Regions from separate parts of the Homo sapiens genome. Here region 2 is linked to region 1. A link is a loop called in an ENCODE intact Hi-C map of the cell type or tissue named here. Cell type or tissue: CD4-positive, alpha-beta T cell. All regions are shown on one strand.

What was found. A loop is a pair of places that touch in the nucleus more often than their neighbours do. Peaks named below come from ENCODE experiments on the same cell type or tissue, not always from the same donor. Only the 100,000 strongest peaks of a DNase experiment are listed, where the experiment ranks them.
Region 2: it touches region 1 in a loop (1.9-fold over the local background); 5 of 110 quality-filtered maps call a loop at or near these places.

Annotation. Positions count from the first base shown.
Region 1 is chr6:151,350,468-151,354,467 of GRCh38, reverse strand. It overlaps AKAP12 (A-kinase anchoring protein 12), which reads right to left. Exons shown (of 5, transcript NM_005100.4): 4 at 716-4,000. The coding sequence ends at 728. Among named protein-coding and RNA genes, the nearest start is that of ZBTB2, 39 kb to the left of the region's middle. In CD4-positive, alpha-beta T cell, no CTCF peak of the experiment used is centred here; a DNase peak (open chromatin) is centred at 1,857.
Region 2 is chr6:151,400,513-151,404,512 of GRCh38, reverse strand. LOC124901232 (translation initiation factor IF-2-like) reads right to left here. Exons shown (of 3, transcript XM_047419613.1): 3 at 1,196-4,000. Among named protein-coding and RNA genes, the nearest start is that of ZBTB2, 11 kb to the right of the region's middle. In CD4-positive, alpha-beta T cell, no CTCF peak of the experiment used is centred here; no DNase peak of the experiment used is centred here.

The sequences.
Region 1 (4,000 bases):
TGGGAGGCGGAGCTTGCAGTGAGCCGAGATCGCGCCACTGCATTCCAGCCTGGATGACAGAGCGAGACTCCGTCTCAAGAAAACAAAACAAAACAAAACAAAAACCACAAAGATGGGGAGTTACTAGCAACTGCAAGTAACTAACACAGTGAGGGTCGGTCATTATATGCGCTGGAAAATTTTTAAAAATACTTGTTACTACTGCTAGGGGAAAAAAAATCCATTTTTTCTGAAAGAGCTATCATCAGCTATATTTCAGGCAGTTTAATATTAGCCCATTTGGGGGCACTAGTTTTTTTTGTTTGTTTTTTTTTTTTGAGACGGAGTCGTGAGGCACCACGCCCAGCCATTGGAGCACTAGTTATTTTTAAAAAAACTCAACAAGATAGTTGAGTGAACACAATGTATTTCTTATGCCTTTGGGTCAAACACGCACATGTGCACACACACATGCCGTTTTATTTTATTCTAAAGCAGTCACATTAGGAGGTAAAACGAAGTCGTTCTTTTCATAACATCGATAAGACTAAATGGCATTTCAATCACCAAAAACCATGAAACTATCCTAGATCTTTGAATCTAGTTGATAGTTATTTTCCTCAACTGAAGGTTCTACACGAAGGCATTAATTATTTGCTCCCGATTCCTTATGTAACAAATTTGCCATCTATTGGCATAAAAGAGAAAAATTATCTTAGAAGACAAGGAAGCTTACCTGCATGATGTTTTAAGATTCTGTAAGTTCTGACTTTGCAGATTCTCTCTCTTGTTTCTGTAACTCCTCCTGTGCTTGGGGTGTGATCGCTTTATCTGATTCACTGTGCACTTTTCCTTCCTGCAATTCTACTTCCTGGGCATCCTCCTTCTCTTTTTGTTTTGGTCCATTTGTATCTGGGGACTCTTTGGTTAAGCCTCCTGAGGCATCAGTATCAGCCAGGGCTGAGTTCTGGTTTTCAGGGTCATCAACATCATCACCTTTTTCATCTTCTTTCGGTTCAACTAGTGACTTCTCTATTCTTTCTGCTAACAAGGCATGACCATCATCTTCTGGCACAGACTTTGTTCCAGCTCCACCTCCCTCTTCCTCAGATGGGAGGACGACCTCTTCCAGCTGCTGATCATTTACAGTGGAACCTTCTACCTCAACAGTCATGGTCTTTTCTGAGGCTTCACTCATGTCTTTGGAAATATCAGAATGTGCTTGTCCCACTGCGGTTGACTCTGACTCCTCTTTGGCTGAAGTAATTGGTGTTTCATCCTGTGCAGAGGCCTGAGGTTCCTCTCCTTCTTTCTCCGTTTCCTGTCCAGCGTCCTGGCTGTCAGCTTTTATCACGTGAGCTTGTGTCTGTAACTCAGACGTCAACATTTCGGTGGCTGTTTCTTCTGTACGTACAAACTGGTCAACGGCTGTCTGGATGATGTTTTGGACAAGTTTACTGCTTTTGGTCTCAAGTTCCAAAATCCCATTTTCAGGCTCTAAATCCTCAATTGCTACACTCACTTTGACCTCCTGGCAAGCAACCTGCTCATCGACTTCATCTGACTTCCACTTCAGTGATGTGGTTTTCTCTCCTTCCAGGTCGGAACTTAAGCCTTTCTTGGTAGTAGCAGATACTATCACTGGTGTCGATTTTGCCTGACAGTCGGGCCCTGTGGGCACAGCATCTTCCCCTGGATGAGCGGCAAAGTCTTCATTTTTTTCAGAGGATTTCTCTTCCAGAACTAAATGTGCACCTGCAGGCTCCAACGTTTCACCTGTTTCTAAAATGTTGGCAGTTTCTCCTAAGACCTTTTCCTCCTCTGCAGCCGCTGTTAGAGTGAATGATGCCTCAGAGCTCTGAACTTGAATTTTGGTGCATACTGCCTCCTCTTGACCTAGGCAGGGAGGAGGGCTTCCTTCCAAACTGCTGACTTCCTTTGCCCCATCTATGATGGGCACATTCACTGTCTGGAGGAGCTGCTTACTGACCTCTTCAGATACGGTAACAGCTGTTTCGTGCTCAAGCTTCTCTTCATTCACATGGGTTGGCTCTGCTTCTGTTTTCTCCCTTTCGACTTGAACTACCATCTCTCTCTCCACGGGGGATGGAGGAGACTTAGCGTGACTCTGCAGTTCAAGAGCATCATCCTTTTTACATTCAGCTTCTTCTGTCCCTTCACCTTTAAGGGCAACTTCAGTGACCTTTTCCCGACTGACTGTTATGCCTGTGTCTATAGACCCCTCAAGTCCTTCGAAAAATGGTACGTCTTTGGTTTTCTCATCAGCATACTGGTCAGCCTCTTGAGTCCCCTCAGTCTTTGACAGAATGGATACAGTTTCCACTGACACCTCTTTATCTGTATGCTCTAGAGTGTCTTCCATCTTTGATTGTTCTTTAGTTTCTTCCTGGAACACAAAACTGGAAGGTGCTGGAGGCCTCTCTTTCTGTGCAGGAACTGCCTCTGCTTCTGTGCCCCCTGACTGGGTACCAGATGCGACCTCATTCTCCTCATGGATTTCCACAATCTCGTCTTTCTGGGTTGTGCCTGGTGCGTCAAAGTCGGCTACGGGGGTGCTTCCATCAGTCTCACTGTCTGTAGGGGTTTCCACCGAGTCAGGGGGGATAGCCTGTTCCATCACCATCTCCTGTGATTTTACCCCAGCTAAGGTTTCGGCTTGACAAGTGGTTACAAGCTCACTGGACTCTATGCTCTCTGTGACTTGAGGAGCTTTTTCAAAGCTTTCTGGGGTGGTCTGCCCCACCACCTTCCCTTGTGTAAAAGGCTCAGTTTTTGCCTCCTGAGCATCTACTTTCAACACTACATCCGTCTCTTTCTTCAGACCCGACGCTTCAGCCTGCTCTTCTGGTCTTTCTGCCTCTGCTCTCTGCACAGGCTGAAGCACATCTTCTGGCCCACCGGTGCCAGGCAGCTGGGATTCCTCTTTCACTTTTTCTGCCACTGCCTGGAGGACCTCTTGAGTCCGCCTCTCTTGCTCTTCTATGTCAGGTACGCCACCTTCCACCTCCTGCACCGGAGTGGCCTCCTCTGTGGTGTCTGGGGAGTCGGTTAACTGGGAGACTGCTGACACCATTTCTGTGGTCTCTTCAGCAGCAGATGCTTCGGTTCCTTCTTCGGCACCCAATGGCCCTGCAGTTTCTGCAGCTGTCACAGCTTCGGGGGTCAATTCCGCCTCACTAACGACCGTGTCGCCCCGGGCCTCTCTGTTCTCTGGCAGAGGTTCAGTAACCGTGGGGGGTTCTTCTTCTGCAATTACTTCTCTTTCCAATACCTCCTCAGTTAACAGTGCGGCTTCAGCTTCTACTTGTTCAAGAGGTTCTGTCACTGAAGCAGATATCCAAGAAGGAGACCTTTCTTCAATAATGGTAGCTGCCCTCGTCCCGTCAGCGACAGCTGCTGCCATCATATGAACCTGACTCTCGCTGAGCTCCTTGGACACCTCAGTGGCTGCCTTCTGCTCGGGCTGCTCTGCGCTTTTTTGGGCTTGCTGTGCCTCCATTTTCTCCCTTTCTACAGCATCATACTCAGACAGAGGGACCACGGCCGGGACATCAGAGTCATCTTCGTTGGCCCCTGTTGGCCCTGCGTCTTCAACAGGGGCTTGTTCTTGTTTCCCATCTGGCCTTTTCTTCCTTCGTCCAGGAATAAACTTCTTGATTGAGACCCAGGATTCTTCTTTACCGGGTTCAGTGTCTGGAGTGGAATGTTCTACACCAGACCCAGCTATGGAGTCTTCGCTTTTCTCTTCCAGCTTGGACTTTGATTTTTTTCTTGGCGTGACTAACCTTTTAAATGACTCCCAGGTGGAAACGCCCTCCCCTTCGGTAGGGCTTCCAGCTTGCTCCGGGGAGGAACTTCCCTGCCCTGGATCATGTTCTTGGGAACCAGCAAGGATCCCGTCTGTCCCCGTCTCTTTGTCTTTTCCGGCCTCATCAGCTTTCTGGTGGTCTCCTCCCATTGCTTTTGGTCCCCCTTCCTCATCAGAAGAGGACCCTCTCCT
Region 2 (4,000 bases), 50 kb before region 1:
ATCCCACTTTGGGAGGCCGAGGCGAGTGGATCACAAGGTCAGGAGATCGAGACCATCCTGGCTAACATTACACGGTGAAATCCCGTCTCTACTAAAAATACAAAAAATTAGCTGGGTGTGGTGGCAGGCGCCTGCAGTCCCAGCTACTCAGGAGGCTGAGGCAGGAGAATGGCATGAACCCGGGAGGCGGAGCTTGCAGTGAGCTGAGATCATGCCACTGCACTCCAGCCTGGGCATCAGAGAAAGACTCCCGTCTCAAAAAAAAAAAAAAAAAAAAAAAAGAGAGAAATCAATATATACAATAACAAGACAGGCTTCTGGTGGCAGAAATGAAATCTTAAATACCTATTTTCGATGGCATGATTTGAGTATGGCTGTTCACCGGCACCTTTTATTAATACTTTGTCCTTTCACCAAGTTAGTCACAATATTCTTCCCACAGATGTTTGTTCCAGAGATATTTTGGGGAAATTTAAAAAATACCAAGCACAAAGAATTTAACATCTACATATTTACCTCCTTGGGTTGACAACATTTAAAAATCAAATCTTTACCTTCATTGCCTTACTTTTATGCATAACCCGATGCCCCACTATAGTCCTCACCTGTCAACTTTTTTTTCACACATATCCTTTCGTTTTGCAACTCACTTAACTGCTACACAGTATTATACCAAGAGAATACATTCATCTGTACTAACTGATGGACATATTTATCTGCAGTTAACAGTGCTAGGATAAACATCTGATGTCTTCCAGCGAGAGTTCTTCAGTAGCTGTCTTCCATTTGAGGTACCTACCTGTATGCCAAGGGTACCCACAAAAACTCTCCAAGGAGCATATAGGCACAGATAGTCCAAGAATTGCTTTTTAGGATGTGCATGGTGGCTCACGCCTGTAATCCCAGCACTTTGGGAGGTCAGGGTGGGAGCACTGCTTGAGGCCAGCAACCCTGTCTCAAAATAACTTTAAAAATTGCTTCCTAGATCAAGTTCCAATTTTCATAAAATCAACATACCTGTGTGCACACCTGCAGTGTATCCTGCTCTTCCCATCTTCCCTTATCACACTTACAGAAGCGGCGTCTCTCACCTATCCTCAATAGTTTGGTCCACTACATTCAATAACCTTTAAATACATTAAACCTATTTGTCAACACTTTTGGGAAGCCACAAAAACAAAAAAGGACAATTTGGAAGATTGGTAAATGCAGCCTCCTTTAATTGAAGCCATTATGTTTTCTCCCATTTTTTTTAGGAGGTACAATTCCAGTGAAATTTTACTGCAAGTATCAATGTATGCAATTTGCTGTTTTGGTCAACTAATCAGTACTAACAATGTGAAAATAGTCCAGAAAAAAACCATGAACATTTGATGCCTTATGATTACAGCAAATTAAACATTTCAAGTTATATACAAAAATTTACAAGAAATGAAAGGATCATCAAAAGAGGTTCATAAACATTTATTAGCATAAAGTGTTGTAGAGGAAATGTAACATTTTCAAGAAGAAAAACTTGTATTTGCATAGTTCACCTATGTTTACATGGATCATGGTGGACATCAGCTCAATACACTATTACAATGCACTAAATTACAAGGGCTTTCCTTAAAAGTGATAAAGCAGCTTTATTTTAAAATACCAGTATTTACGATACACTGGCAATTACATCTTTTTCAACTAATTTTAGGATTTAAAACTTCAAGTTATGAAAGTTTTAAAGAATTGTTTTAGTTGTAACATAAGTAAAAACTTTTAATTACTTAATAAAGTCAAAACTTTATTAAGATCACCACCTCTCTAAGAACAAAATGACCAAGAAATTACACAGAGTATTTAGAGCCTAAAGTAAGTACATTCACCACTGGCTCCCAAAGTCCTCAAAGTGGTATCTAATTTCTATCACACATGAGAGCTCACTATTAAGACCAATCTGGATTTGAATTCTTGTTTCACCACCAATTCTTGCTGTTATAACCTTGGGCGAATCACTGAACCTCTTGGGCCTCAGTTTCCTCATCTGTGGAGTAGGTTTAATTATTAAACTATCTCTCAGGTTGCTGTAAGGATTAATGAAATATGTGTGAATAGGAGGGTTTAATTATTAACCTATCTCACAGGGTTGCTGTGAGGATTAACTCCCAGATGAAATGGAGGCTAAATCAAATTCCCAGGATCCATCTTTGAATCTTTAAGAAATATCACAACTGAAACTTACAGAATAGATGTTACTGAATCCTGCACTGGAACAGAATGGTTAACTTAAATATAGCAATATTTTGACTGTATAAAATAGGGTGGCTCCTCAGTGCAAGCCCAAAAAGACTCTTTTAAAAACTACACATTTTTGCATATACCAAACAGCGGTGGCCAACAGGTATTCTGGGGTGCCTTCTTGGATAACCATAGCAGTCAGATGCAGACTTTTTTTTTTAAACACATAAAATCAGTATCTTTCTAGTTTTACCATTTTAAAAATAAACCATATTTGCCTATTTTAAATTACTGTCCTGTCTACTATCTAAAGCAGGTCTTCCAAAGTATGGTCCTCAGACCAGTTGCATCAGCAAATACTCAAGACTGTCCATTAATATTACTAACTCCTGAGTTCTACACCACACTAAATCAGAACGTCTGGGGCCGGAGCTAGGAAAATCTGTTTCTTCTAATTCTCCAGGAGACTCCTATGCTCCCTAAGCTCTGAGAAGCACTAACTTAGTCTATGTATTGGTTTACACTCAGGTTACACAGATTTTAAATAATTCATTAGCACTCTCTTGCTTACCAAGTACTAATCTCAAGTGACTCAGTTCTCTCTTTCACCAACCCAATCTCCTCAGACCCTGCTCTATGCCTTTACAAAGTGCCTGTGTTGGGAGAAGGTGATGTGTATGAGAAGTAGAGGGAATTTTTCCAAATCCAAATCTACTCTCACTTTCAGCTCTCTCCACTGGTTCTGAATTGCCATTTTAAAGGAAGGTTTAATGTCACCATTCTAAATTCCCTTCCCTCATAGAGGGTTAATGAAACAATTTTTTTTTTTGAGAGTCTCACACTTTCACCCAGGCTGGAGTGCAGTGGCACGATCTCGGCTCACTGCAAGCTCCGCCTGCCTCCCAGGTTCACGCCATTCTCCTGCCTCAGCCTCCCGAGTAGCTGGGATTACAGGTGCCTGCCACCACACCCAGCTAATTTTTTGTATTTTTAGTAGAGACGGGGTTTCACCGTGTTAGCCAGGATGGTCTCGATCTCCTGACCTCGTGATCTGCCCACCTCGGCCTCCCAAAGTGCTAGGATTACAGGCGTGAGCCACCGCGCCCAGCCTTTTTTTTTTTTTTTTAAGACAGAGTTTTGCTCTGTGGCCCAGGCTGGAGTGCAATGGCGCGATCTCCGCTCACTGCAACCTCCGCCTCCCGGGTTCAAGCGATTCTCCTGCCTCAGCCTCCCGAGCAGCTGGGATTACAGGTGCCCACCCCCATGCCCAGCTAATTTTTGATATTTTTAGTAGAGGCGGGGTTTCACTATGTTGGCCAGGCTGGTCTTGAACTCCTGACCTCAGGTGATCCACCCGCCTCAGCCTCCCAAAGTGCTGGGATTACAGGCGTGAGTCACCACACCCGGGCAACAAAATTTTTTAAAGACCACATTTTCACTTCCTCTGAACAATATCAAACAAAACGTGGACTTTTAAACGTTTTTAAAACAAAATCTTTCCACATCCCCTAGACTGTTAAAATAATCTGGGAAGCATGCAGCATTGTAAAACTGACTCATATTCATTTTCTCATCCAATTCCACAATTACTTATTAGAACTTATGATGGGCTGCTCTAAGATCTAAGACATAGTGGTAAAGATGACACATAGGGCCCCTGGCTTTCACAAAGCTTACATTCCAACGAAGACATCAGGAAAACTAAGTAATCTGCTTATAGACAGATGCTCTATAAAGAAATCTAGGGCTGGGCGTGGTGGCTTATGCCTGTAATTCCAGCACTTTG